Regions from separate parts of the Homo sapiens genome. Here region 1 is linked to region 2. Evidence: read pairs that join two places in POLR2A ChIA-PET (ENCODE). Cell type or tissue: PC-9. All regions are shown on one strand. Each heading gives the region's core, and the rest is flanking DNA. Links, peaks and the distances in the headings are about the cores only.

Region 1 (5,378 bases), core at 280-5,279, 1.2 Mb before region 2:
GTGCCACTGCACTCCAGCCTAGGTGACACAGTGAGACCCTGTCGTAATAATAATAATAATAAATAAATACATAAGAAAAAAGATTGGAAGGAAATACATCAAAATATTCAAAGTATTGGGAAGCAGAGATGGGTGGATCACTTGAGGTCAGGAGTTCAAGACGAGCCTGGCCAACATGGTGAAACCCTGTCTCTACTGAAAATACAAAAATTAGCCAGGCATGGTGGTGGGCGCCTGTAATCCCAGCTACTCCAGAGGCTGAGGCAGGAGAATAGCTTGAACCCAGGAGGTGGATGTTGCAGTGAGGTGAGATCGTGCCACTGCACTCCAGTCTGGGTGACAGAGTGAGACCCTAACTTAATAATAATAATAATAATAATAATAATAATCATCATCATCATCATCATCATCATCATAAAAAATAGATATATAAGAACAAAGATTGGAAGGAAACACATCAAAATGTTCAAAGTGTTGGGAGGCCGAGGTGGGCAGATCACTTAAAGTCAGGAGTTCAAAACCAGCCTGGACAACATGGTGAAACCCTGTCTCTACTAAAAATACAAAAATTAGCCCGGTATGGTGGCAGGAGCCTATAATCCCAGCTACTCTGGAGGCTGAGGAAGGAGAATCGCTTAAACCTGGGAGGTGGAGGTTGCAGTGATGAGGGATCACACCACTGCACTCCAGCCTGGGTTACAGAGCGAGATTCTGTCTCAAAAAAAAAAAAAAAAAAAAAAAGTTCAAAGTAGTTATGTCAGGGTGGTGAAATTATGAATAATTACTTTCCAATCTTTGTTTTAAACTCAACCTTCAGCAGTATGGTTTTGTTACTTTAAAGAAAGAGGAAAAGTGCCATCAAGGATCACAGATGTTTTAAAATTAAATTTTAATTTCACATGCAATACTTAGTTTCTTTTTTGTAAAAAAAATATGGCTACACGTAGAGCTAAAATTCCCTTTTTGCCAGACTCTCCATACTCCCCTTTCCAGAAAAACACCATTAGAAGGATTTCTAAGTCCAGCCTGAGTGACAGAGCAAGACTCCATCTCAAAAACAAACAAACAAGGAGTTTCTAGCTTATTGCTGAAAGATGCCTTAAAGATAGTTGCTAATGATATATTCTTTCTCTCTCTCATCAGAATTAGGACTATAGGGCAGAGAAGAGTACGCATGTCTAGCAGGGAGAGTAAGGGCACAATTTATAAACCTCATGCTTTATATTAAAAATTCCCTTAAATTCTGCAGTCAGTTTTATAAAGCAGTATTTATTTTAACACAAGAATTAATGTTTTAAATTGCACGAGGCCAGGACAAGGATCATGTAGCCTCAAAACAGTATTTCCCCATGAGTGCAATAACACACAGCACAGATTCAGTTCATTTTCTTGACAGATAACTGACATATTTTGATACTGAGGGGAAAAAAGTGTTGTGACTTCCTTATTGAATATCTCCACTATATAGCAATATATTGAGAAGTTCTAACTCAATTTATGTCCTATTAACTTTCCAGATAAGTTACATGAAAATACACTGAAATTATCAAACAAGAATACCATTTAATTATGGGAAAACAGACCAGGAAAATGAGCTCAGCATTTCCTTAAGAGGTTTAACTCTGAAAATTACAATATATCTGAGGTTGTTATATGTACATTCTTATGTCACTGGCAGGAAAAGTAACAAGCTTTTGGTAAGTTGTTGTTTTACTTCTTGCCAATATACCTTAAGATAAACCTAAAATGTAATGTGTTTGATTCATCTCTAATTCCACTGGCATCTCTGTGCCTTCAGAAATTGGACTCTAAATTGCCTTACACGAAAAAGAAAAGTTATTGGTACTCTCAAGCTCATCATTACAATATTTTTCCACAGAAGCTTCTCTGGAGGCATTTATTCTTACTAGAAACTCTGTCCAAATATTTAATTTGGCCCTGGGTGTTTAGTAACATTAGAATATTTAAAAGACAAAGTTGATAAATTACAATCAAGATGTAGTAATGTGAGCTATGAGGGAAAAAAAGCTTAACTGTGATTTCTACAACAAATTCACTCAAAATTTGGAGACAAAAAGCATCTCAAATATTTGATAAAGGATGATATGCTGCATAAACTACAAGGAGACAACCTGAGGCAGTAGGAAGAGCTCTGAATCGAAGTCAGGAAATCTGACTTTGAGTTCAGGATATACTACCAACTAACTGGTTTCTGGGATCACTAAATGACTCTGGCTCAAGTTTTTTCACCTGTTCATGAAGAACAAAATCAACTTCAAATTTGTTTAGCTGTCAGACTACATAGAATACTGAGAAACAGTATATTTAATTATATGAACTAGAAACACTAACAAACTAGCAGAAAATAGGAATATATTAAAAATTCAATATAAAATCACAACCATAAACATATATGTACACAAACAAACACAGAGTTCTCTAAGCATGGTATGCACTTCTGAATTCTGTTCATATTTATTTGCTATCTGGGAGGGAGTCTCAGTTTATACTGAGGGCTCTGGAGTCAGACTGCCTAGATTCCAATCTCATCTTTTACGTATTAGCTGTGGAACTTGGGCAAGCTAGTCAAAAGCTCCAAACCAAGGTTTTCTTATCCTATAAATGAGAAGAGTAATAGTACATACTATATAGAAGTTATCTCAAGAAGTAATCTGTGTAAATAAAGCAGGTAGTATGGTGTCATCATATAGTAAGAGCCTAATAACAATAATGATAGCAATAATTGCAGCAAGAATTTATTGCTTACTAAGTACCAGGCACTATTTTAAGAGCTATACGTGTATGATACCACTTAATCCACACATCTGCCGTATCAAGTAGATATTATCATTAGCACCTATTTTATAGTGAACAAACTGATCCACAGAGGGGTTAAGTAACTTACAAATGTTTACTGTGATAGTCACTATGGCTATTCAAAAATATTTAGATCTCCTTTCAGAAACATAAGAGGAAACTTCCTCACTGCCTCAGAGAAGACACAAGGACCATGTAACTCATGGGCAATGAAAGTGAGTGACATATGATTCTTCTGGGCAGAAAATCTGAGTCTATAAGCAATTTGCCATGTTTCCTTCCCCTGAATACAGTGACTGTGGAAGTATATATTATAATGTAGTTTACATCCGCCTGGTTGTCTAAGTGACCACAAATAGCATAGCCCCATGTTGACTCACTTTGGACAAATAGCATAAGTGAGAAAAGAAAGCCACTGAGATTTTGTGGTTGTTTATTACCACAGCAATATAAATAGCAATAACCTAGCCTATCCTAACTGACACCTTCTCAGTTAATAAATTTCAGATTTAAGTAACATCATTATCTACTTATTTATAGTTAATACCCAAGGTTTCAAAATAAATTATGGGAGAAAACAGTACATTTCTATCCATTTACTTCTTTTTGTGTGTGTAAACCAACAAAAGTTCACTATTATCTAGTTTAATACCACAATTTAAGAATTGTTGGTCTAAATGTCTTCATGATCTTAGGCTAGGCAAAGATTTCTTAAAGAGGACAAAGCACTAACCACATTAGAGAAAAGTGACAAATTGGAGTTCACTATAGTTAAGAATGTCTGTTCATCAGAAGATCATGTTAAAGGAGTAAAAAGGCAAGCCACAGACTGGGAAATTATATTTGTAATACATATATTCCCTAAAGACTCATATTTAGAATATACGAAGAACTCCTAAATATCACTAAGATTAAAAATAAATGACCCATTTTTTTAAAAAAGGGGGCTAAATACAAAGCAAGCACTTCATAAAGAGACTATCCAAATGATCAATAGCTATAGAAAAAGAGACAGTATTATATACCCACCAGAATGGCTAAAATAAAAAAAAATGACAATACACAGTGGTAGCAAGGATGGAGAGGAACTGAAATTCTCTGACGGTGCTACTGGGAATCTAAATGGGGACAATCATTTTGGAAAACTATTTAGCAATATCTGTTAAAATACACCTATCCTATGAACCAGCAACTCCATTCCTAGTAATATATCATAGAGAAATGAGTGTATATAACCAACAGAAGACATGTATGCGAATGTTCATAGCAGCTTTTTAAATAATAGCCTCAAAGTGGAACCAACCCATGTGTCCATCAACAGTAGCATGGATATGTTATGATATAGTCCTACAATGAAATCAGTGGAATACTATACAGATTGAACTACTGCTACATGCAACATGGATGAATTTCATAGATATAATGATGAGCCAAGAAGCCAGACCCACGAGAATAAATATTCTATGAATATATTTATATGAAGCTCAATAACAAGTAAAACAACCGTATAGTGACAGAAATCAGAATAGTGGTTATCTCTCGTGGGGAGAGAGAAGGTAATGACTGAAGAGCCTCCTAGAGTGACGAAAATATTCACAGGCACATATATATCTATGTAAAAATTCATTGATTTTTGTACTTTACTGTATGTACCACAGTTTTAAAAAGTAAAAGAAAAAAAGCAGCATTGGTTAAGATGAGAATTCCAAGATTAGAAGGTCCCACAAAGATCACTGAGTCCAATCATACAACCAAGGCTCAGCCCCCAACCTGAAAGCCTCTCTTGGGAATGTCTACTTCCACTTCTCAATAGCTCTGACAATTGTAAAGTTATTCTTTATAATGAACTCCAAACCTACGGACGGGCGTGGTGACTCACGCCTGTAATCCCAGCACTTTGGGAGGCTGAGGCAGGTGGATCACGAGGTAAGGAGATCGAGACTATCCTGGCTAACACGGTGATACCCCGTCTCTACTAAAAAAATACAAAAAAATTAGCCGGGCGTGGTGACAGGTGCCTGCAGTCCCAGCTACTCGGGAGGCTGAGGCAGGAGAATGGTGTGAACCAGGGAGGCGGAGCTTGCAGTGAGCCGAGATCACGCCACTGCACTCCAGCCTGGGTGACAGAGGAGACTCCGTCTCAAAAAAAAAAGAAACTTGAAAACATTTTCTCTTGAAATGAAATTTATCTGGTTTAAAATTGGTAGTAAACAGGCATTTTTTCAAGGGTTTTGGGAAATGCTAGTAGCCTGAAAGCTGTTTCAAATTGTTGTGCTTATAATTTTCTACCAAACGTACAATTAAGCATCTTATTGTATTAAAACCAGCTTCAAAAACAATAATTAAAAACTACATCTAAGATGGAGAAAGCAAACCCAAGCTATATAAGAAAATGCAGAGTATCTTGTAATATCAAATCATAATAGATGTGTATAACCTATAAAACACGTGAATACATTAATATTGTGAAATATGGTCATTTTTTGCTTTATTCTGATTATTCTGATTAAAAGACATGTCATATACTTACTGTGGTTGCATTATGGCATATTTATGTGACT
Region 2 (5,378 bases), core at 129-5,128:
TAGAGTCCGAGTCTGCACCCCCAGGAGCTTCTCTGAAGAATGGGGTCAGCAGACCCACTGTGTTCTGAGGGCCCCTCCCAGGCACACCTGTGAGCTGCAGAAGCCAGTCTGCCCTGACCCTGGGAGGCTGGAGGCAGCACAGAAGGGCCTGGCTCTTAAAAGCTTTTCTGGCCTCTTTTGATCTTTAAATGCCTGCAGTCAGAGGTGTGTTTTGCACTAACGCTGGGGTTGAGGGAGGGCCCCGGGCTGGCTCCAGGCCCTGCTCCTCATCAGCCAGCTACACTCTTCTTGCAGCTGGGCATCCATACGCTGTGTGTACTGCCAATGCTGTCTAGCCTGGCTGCTGCCCTGGGAAGCCAGGGGTAACTGATCCCTGCAAGCTGGAGGCTCAGGACCCCCAGGCCCTGTGGGCCAGGTTGGGGGATCTGGTCAATCTTGGTTTTATCCTGAGACCACACCCGCAGGGACTCCAGAGGGCCATGTGATGTGAGTAGGACAATGAGCTCAGCTAAAGTATCCACAGAGCAGCGAAACCTTAACCCAAGAGCCACTTGCAGGAGGAGGCCAGGGTAAATGAGAAAATCCCAGATGCTGAGTTGTCCTTGTGCTGCCACTGGCCTGCCATGGGGGCTCAAGCAGGTCCCATCCCCTCTCTGGGCCTCAGTTTCTTCATCTGTACCCCGATGGCGCTGGCGAGGCTCTTTCAGATTGTGATGGGGCCAGGCAGATGGTTCTGAAGTTCCAAGAGGTGACAGAGTCACAGCGGAGTGCGAAGGGACTGGAGGCATCTTGGCCAGTCCCCAGTACAGGAGTCCCCTGGATACCGGCCTGAGAGGGCTGTCTCCACCACAGCCTGCACACCTCTAAGGAAGTGGAGCAGCTCTGGTCATCAGCTCCTGGGCAGCTTCTCATTCATCTGTGCTCAGTGGAGTCACAGTGAGCCCACCCTCTGCCATGTATTGAGCCCAGGAGTCCCTGTCTGCGGGGAGCACAGTCGGGGCCTTCCAGGGACGTCAACTCCTGGTCAAACGGCCCATTAGCATTTAATCAGGAAGGCCTACTATGTGTGAGGCTTACAGGTCCTGGTCCTGCCCTCCACACAGGTACCAAGGACAAGCCCATTTCTACTCACGGTCTACATGACAGCCCTTCCACCACCTAAAAAGCCCCTCACATCCCTCCTGGGAAGTCTCCTTTCCTTGGAAAGCCCCTGTGCATTCTCTACCCCTCCCTGGTTTCCCAGCCTTTCCACCCTGAACGTTTCACTATGGGCTCCAGCTGTGACCAGAATGGGAGGGAGGGACTAGTGTTTACTCTCAAAGCTCCAGACCTAGGGGTCCGCACTTCACACACTGATCTCCCTGCCCCTGTGCTAAAAGGCCGTGATTATTGAATAGACTGTGCCAAGTGCCCCGAGATCCGATGTGATCACACTGCCCTAATGCACCCTCACATCCTCCGAGCGTGTTCAGAAACTGCCCTCCTCTGCCAACTCATGTGGAGCTTGTGGCCAGCACGGACACCCAGGTCTTCTCTGCAGGAGCTGAGGCCAGACCAGGCCTTCCCCACCCTGTACTCATTGTAACCCCCAAGGAGGGCTCATCACCCTGGGCAAACATCAGCTTGCTGGGCTCAGCCCAGAGGGTCAGCCTGCTGGAGACATCCTGAGTCCTGGCTCAGTCTATCAAGGTATTAGATCGTTCTCCTTTCTCTGTGTTGCCTACATAGTTGAGTCCTTCAGCCCAGACATCCCTCCTGAGCTTCGGACTGGTCTGGCCGACCGTCCCCGGACAACTCCTGGCTGGCCTCCAGCTACCTCTGACTCAACATGTCCAAAATAGAACTCGGTTTCTCCATCCGCCTCCATCTTGGTGACTGGTTCCCTGGCACTTTTTAGTGCCTCTCTCTTACCAACAACTTTGACTTCCACCAAGTCTGTGACCAGTTGAGGGACCCCTGGCCCTGTGACCAGTCCTAGATTGGACTTCATGGTTTACCCTTTGGACTCCTGCCCTGCCTGTGGGTTCAATGAATTAGATTACTTGCTCCCGGGATGTGCCTGACACAGAGCCGAGGTCCCTAGGTGGCCATGAGGGGTCTTTTCAGTCTGCACTTGCTCTCCCTGTCCCTACTCCCTCTGCTCCAGACCTGGACCCACACAGGGCCTTGGAGTGAGCTTTAAGGCGTGAGTCTGAGAGCCAGGCTGGCCTGGACTTCTCTAATGGTGCTGAGGCCGGGCCTGCCTGTTGTCTTGTGTCATGCAGGCTGGTGGATCCTCTTCTTCCAGAACTGAACACTTGGGCTGCGGTTCTGTCTTCACCCACAGAGGGGGACCAAGGGCCTTGGAGGGCAGAAGCCACATTTTACTGTCTCCCTGGTGCTTGGCATGGAGTTTGGCATATGCCAAGTACCATTAGGCTGGACTGGACAGAAGACTATGGTTGGATCAGAGGCCTGTGGGACTTCCCAGCCTCCACCCCTACTCCAGGGAGCCATGGAGTCACCACACACTCAGTAGGAAGTCTCACTGCCCACCCTGGTTCCTCCTACAGAGAGACTGGGGGATCTGGGAGCGAAGGGGTGGCAAGGGAGGCAGACACAGATGTTTATGGCTGGGAATGGGCCACACTGTTGGCCTCACACAGGGCTGCCCACCTTCCATCTAAGAATAAGCCCCTGCCCCCGGGAGTTTGCTTTGATTCAGCCCTGAGGAGTCCTAGAGACACACAGGAAGAACCCCCAAGGGACTGTGCTGTGCAGTCCGTGGAGGGGCAGGAAAGAATGGGCACAAACACAGGCTTCAGAACAAAACAGACCCAGGGCCAACCCGGCTCTGCAGGGCACATGCTGTGTGGCCTTAGGTAGATCCCTTAGCCACTCTGAGCTTCAGCTTCTTCATCCATAAAATGGGGATAGCAAATGCCTACTCTGCTGGTGAACTGGAAAGAGTCCCTGAGATCATGAATGTTTAGCCCAGGGCCATCCCTTGCCTCCCTGAACCCCTGGCTCCAAAGTCTCAGTGCTTTCTGTGGCAGCTGCTCTCTGCTGCCTGGCGCCTTTCTTCCCAGGGTGTGAGCACTTTGCAAACCCAACCTGACTAATCCTCCTAAAAGCCCGTCAAGTGCAGCGGTGCCAATGCTCATTATGTGGGTTTTACCCCTTGGGTGGAGCCCCCGACCTGCCCAGCAAGGAGGCAGAGGTGGAGAGAAAGGGTGGTGAGTCAGCTGGGCCAGGCTTCCTGGAGGTGGTGGGGACTGGCCAGGCTGCATGGACTGTGGTGTGGCAGAGGGGCATGGGGCGCCAACCACATGCCCTGTGCAGACCCAGGCCCCAAAGCCCAGGGCAAGGCTCTGATTCCTGGTTTGGGCTCCTGCTCCTAAACTCCAACTTGCTCTTCCATGGCTTGGCAGCCCTCACCAAGGGAGGGCACTAATATTCACTGAGCGCCTACTGTATACAAGGGATGAGAGCTGTGCATATGACTAAATGCTCAATCCTTCTCAGTGAAGAACTTCTACACCTGTTTCATTTTGAAAACACTAAGACTGAGACAGGACCAGCTACATAATTTCTAGGTCCCTTGTTTTAAAAGTATTAAGAATTTCAAGAGGGTAACAGCAGAGCAGTGAACCAAAGTTAGGGCCCTGTGTGACCACACAGGTCATGCATCCATGAAGCCAGCCCTGATCACAGAAGTAACTTGTTCAAAGTCAAGTTGAAATTCAAACCCAGACCTCAGTTCTAAACCCATGTCCCTCCGGTTGCTTCAAATGCTACTTTGCCTGAGGCTCTTTCAGATCTAGTCCTACAGCCCTGGGGTTCCTGGGGTCCCCAGTGTCCCGGTCAGGCCCACACATTTAGAGGCCAGTGGAAAGCCTTGCCTTCATGATCAGCCAGGCCCGCTCCTCTCCAAGGACAAGCACTGGTGCCAGCTCAGCTCCCTCCCCTGGGGCTGCCTGGCAGAGGCTGGCACAGAGCAGGCTGGCCGCATGCACCCCTGCGGCAGTGTCTCTGGATGCTGCAGCAGCGTGGGGGACGCGAAGGTTCCCTGTGATATATGGTGAAATCCGTGGCACTCCCACCAGGGGCTGTAATTCATAAGTTATGGGCGAGCTTCAAGACTAATAAATTTGGGAGAGAAGTATTAATGACTACACAGGGGCACTGTGAACTTGGCAGGCCCCAAAGCCTGGAACTCTGCAGCCTAGGTTTTAAAAATGATTTGTGCTACAGCAAGTCTAAACAGAAGCTGCTTGGCGTTGTCTGACTGTGACCTGCTGGCAACTGTTGAGATTGTGGAGCTGCTTCCTCCTCACGGCTGGGGCTGGCACCCCGCCCTCCTGGGCTGCCCTCCCCCACCCTGCAAAACACACGGCCCTCCCGAGGCTCTGTGACTCACAGCTCATGTCTGTAGGTTAATCCCTGGATTGTCTGTGTCCTGTGCATGAGGTGGGCCTCAGAGCCTCGCTGGCCTGAAGGTCACAGTTAGTTAGCAACAAGCACTGCCCTTACTTCATCTCCAGAGTAGCCTACAGTGCTCTCAGCTTGTCCAGCCATAATTTCTAATGTCATGAAAATCCCTCCCTGGACACAGTTCCTGGTCAAGGAGAGATCAGCTGGGGGATGCCCTGTGTCCCTGGACCATGCGAGGCTGTGAATCATGTGTGTTCCTCGCCAGCCCTGTGTTCTGCCCTTTGCCTTGGAGGCACTGGCTTTGCTGTTGATGCTCTGGGGCTGGCTGTGAAACAATGTGCCTAGGCTGGGGCAGGCAGTATCCACAGAGCCGGGAGGTACCCAGGAGACACCCCAGAAGAAGCAGGGAAGAGTGGGCAGGGGGATCCCAGGGCTGGACGGAGAAGCATCTGCACCTGCTCCCAGGGTGTGTGTCTGGCACCTCTATGGGAGGCCTGGGCCTGCCCTATCCAGATATCCCCTACCTTAGTTTCCAGGAGGGTTAGCAGGGACACTGCAGACCCCGTGACATCCTGCTGGTGACACATAGCCTATCAGTTTCCCCCAAGTGGCCTTCAACTCTGACCTGCTTTCTCCCTTCTGCCCCTGCCTCCCTCCTCCTCCTCCTGGAAGTTGCCCACTATGGGGGCTGCAGAGAGAGGAGGAGCAGGAGGGCCAGGCAGGACTGAAAGCTTCAGAGCACTCCTAGAATGTGCAGGAGTATTTTAAAGGCTTGGTTTCTTTGTGGAACCTCCAAGCCCAGATCTTGGCTCCCCTGTGTGCTCAAATGTGGCATCTGGCGTTCAGGGTCTTATAGGTCATTGGCTGAGGGACAACAAGGGCTGTGCTGTTAGCTCTAAAGCCAATGACCCTGATGAGAGAGACAGAGGAGGTGCTGCGGAGAGCAGCTGTACCGGGAGTGCTTA

What was found. ChIA-PET counts read pairs that join two places held together with the same protein. Peaks named below come from ENCODE experiments on the same cell type or tissue, not always from the same donor. Only the 100,000 strongest peaks of a DNase experiment are listed, where the experiment ranks them.
Region 1: POLR2A ChIA-PET joins it to region 2 with 16 read pairs; 2 of 35 experiments call an interaction of 5 or more read pairs at or near these places.

What each region holds. Positions count from the first base shown.
Region 1 is chr15:77,438,391-77,443,768 of GRCh38, reverse strand. All of the region lies in intron 1 of HMG20A (high mobility group 20A), which reads right to left. Among named protein-coding and RNA genes, the nearest start is that of HMG20A, 20 kb to the right of the region's middle. In PC-9, for the core only: no CTCF peak of the experiment used is centred there; a DNase peak (open chromatin) is centred at 3,208.
Region 2 is chr15:76,195,688-76,201,065 of GRCh38, reverse strand. The region is part of intron 9 of TMEM266 (transmembrane protein 266); the gene reads right to left. Among named protein-coding and RNA genes, the nearest start is that of ETFA, 110 kb to the left of the region's middle. RefSeq lists enhancers at 819-1,462, 1,463-2,107, 3,307-3,866, 3,867-4,426, 4,427-4,988. In PC-9, for the core only: no CTCF peak of the experiment used is centred there; DNase peaks (open chromatin) are centred at 3,135 and 4,345; H3K27ac peaks cover 2,058 bases.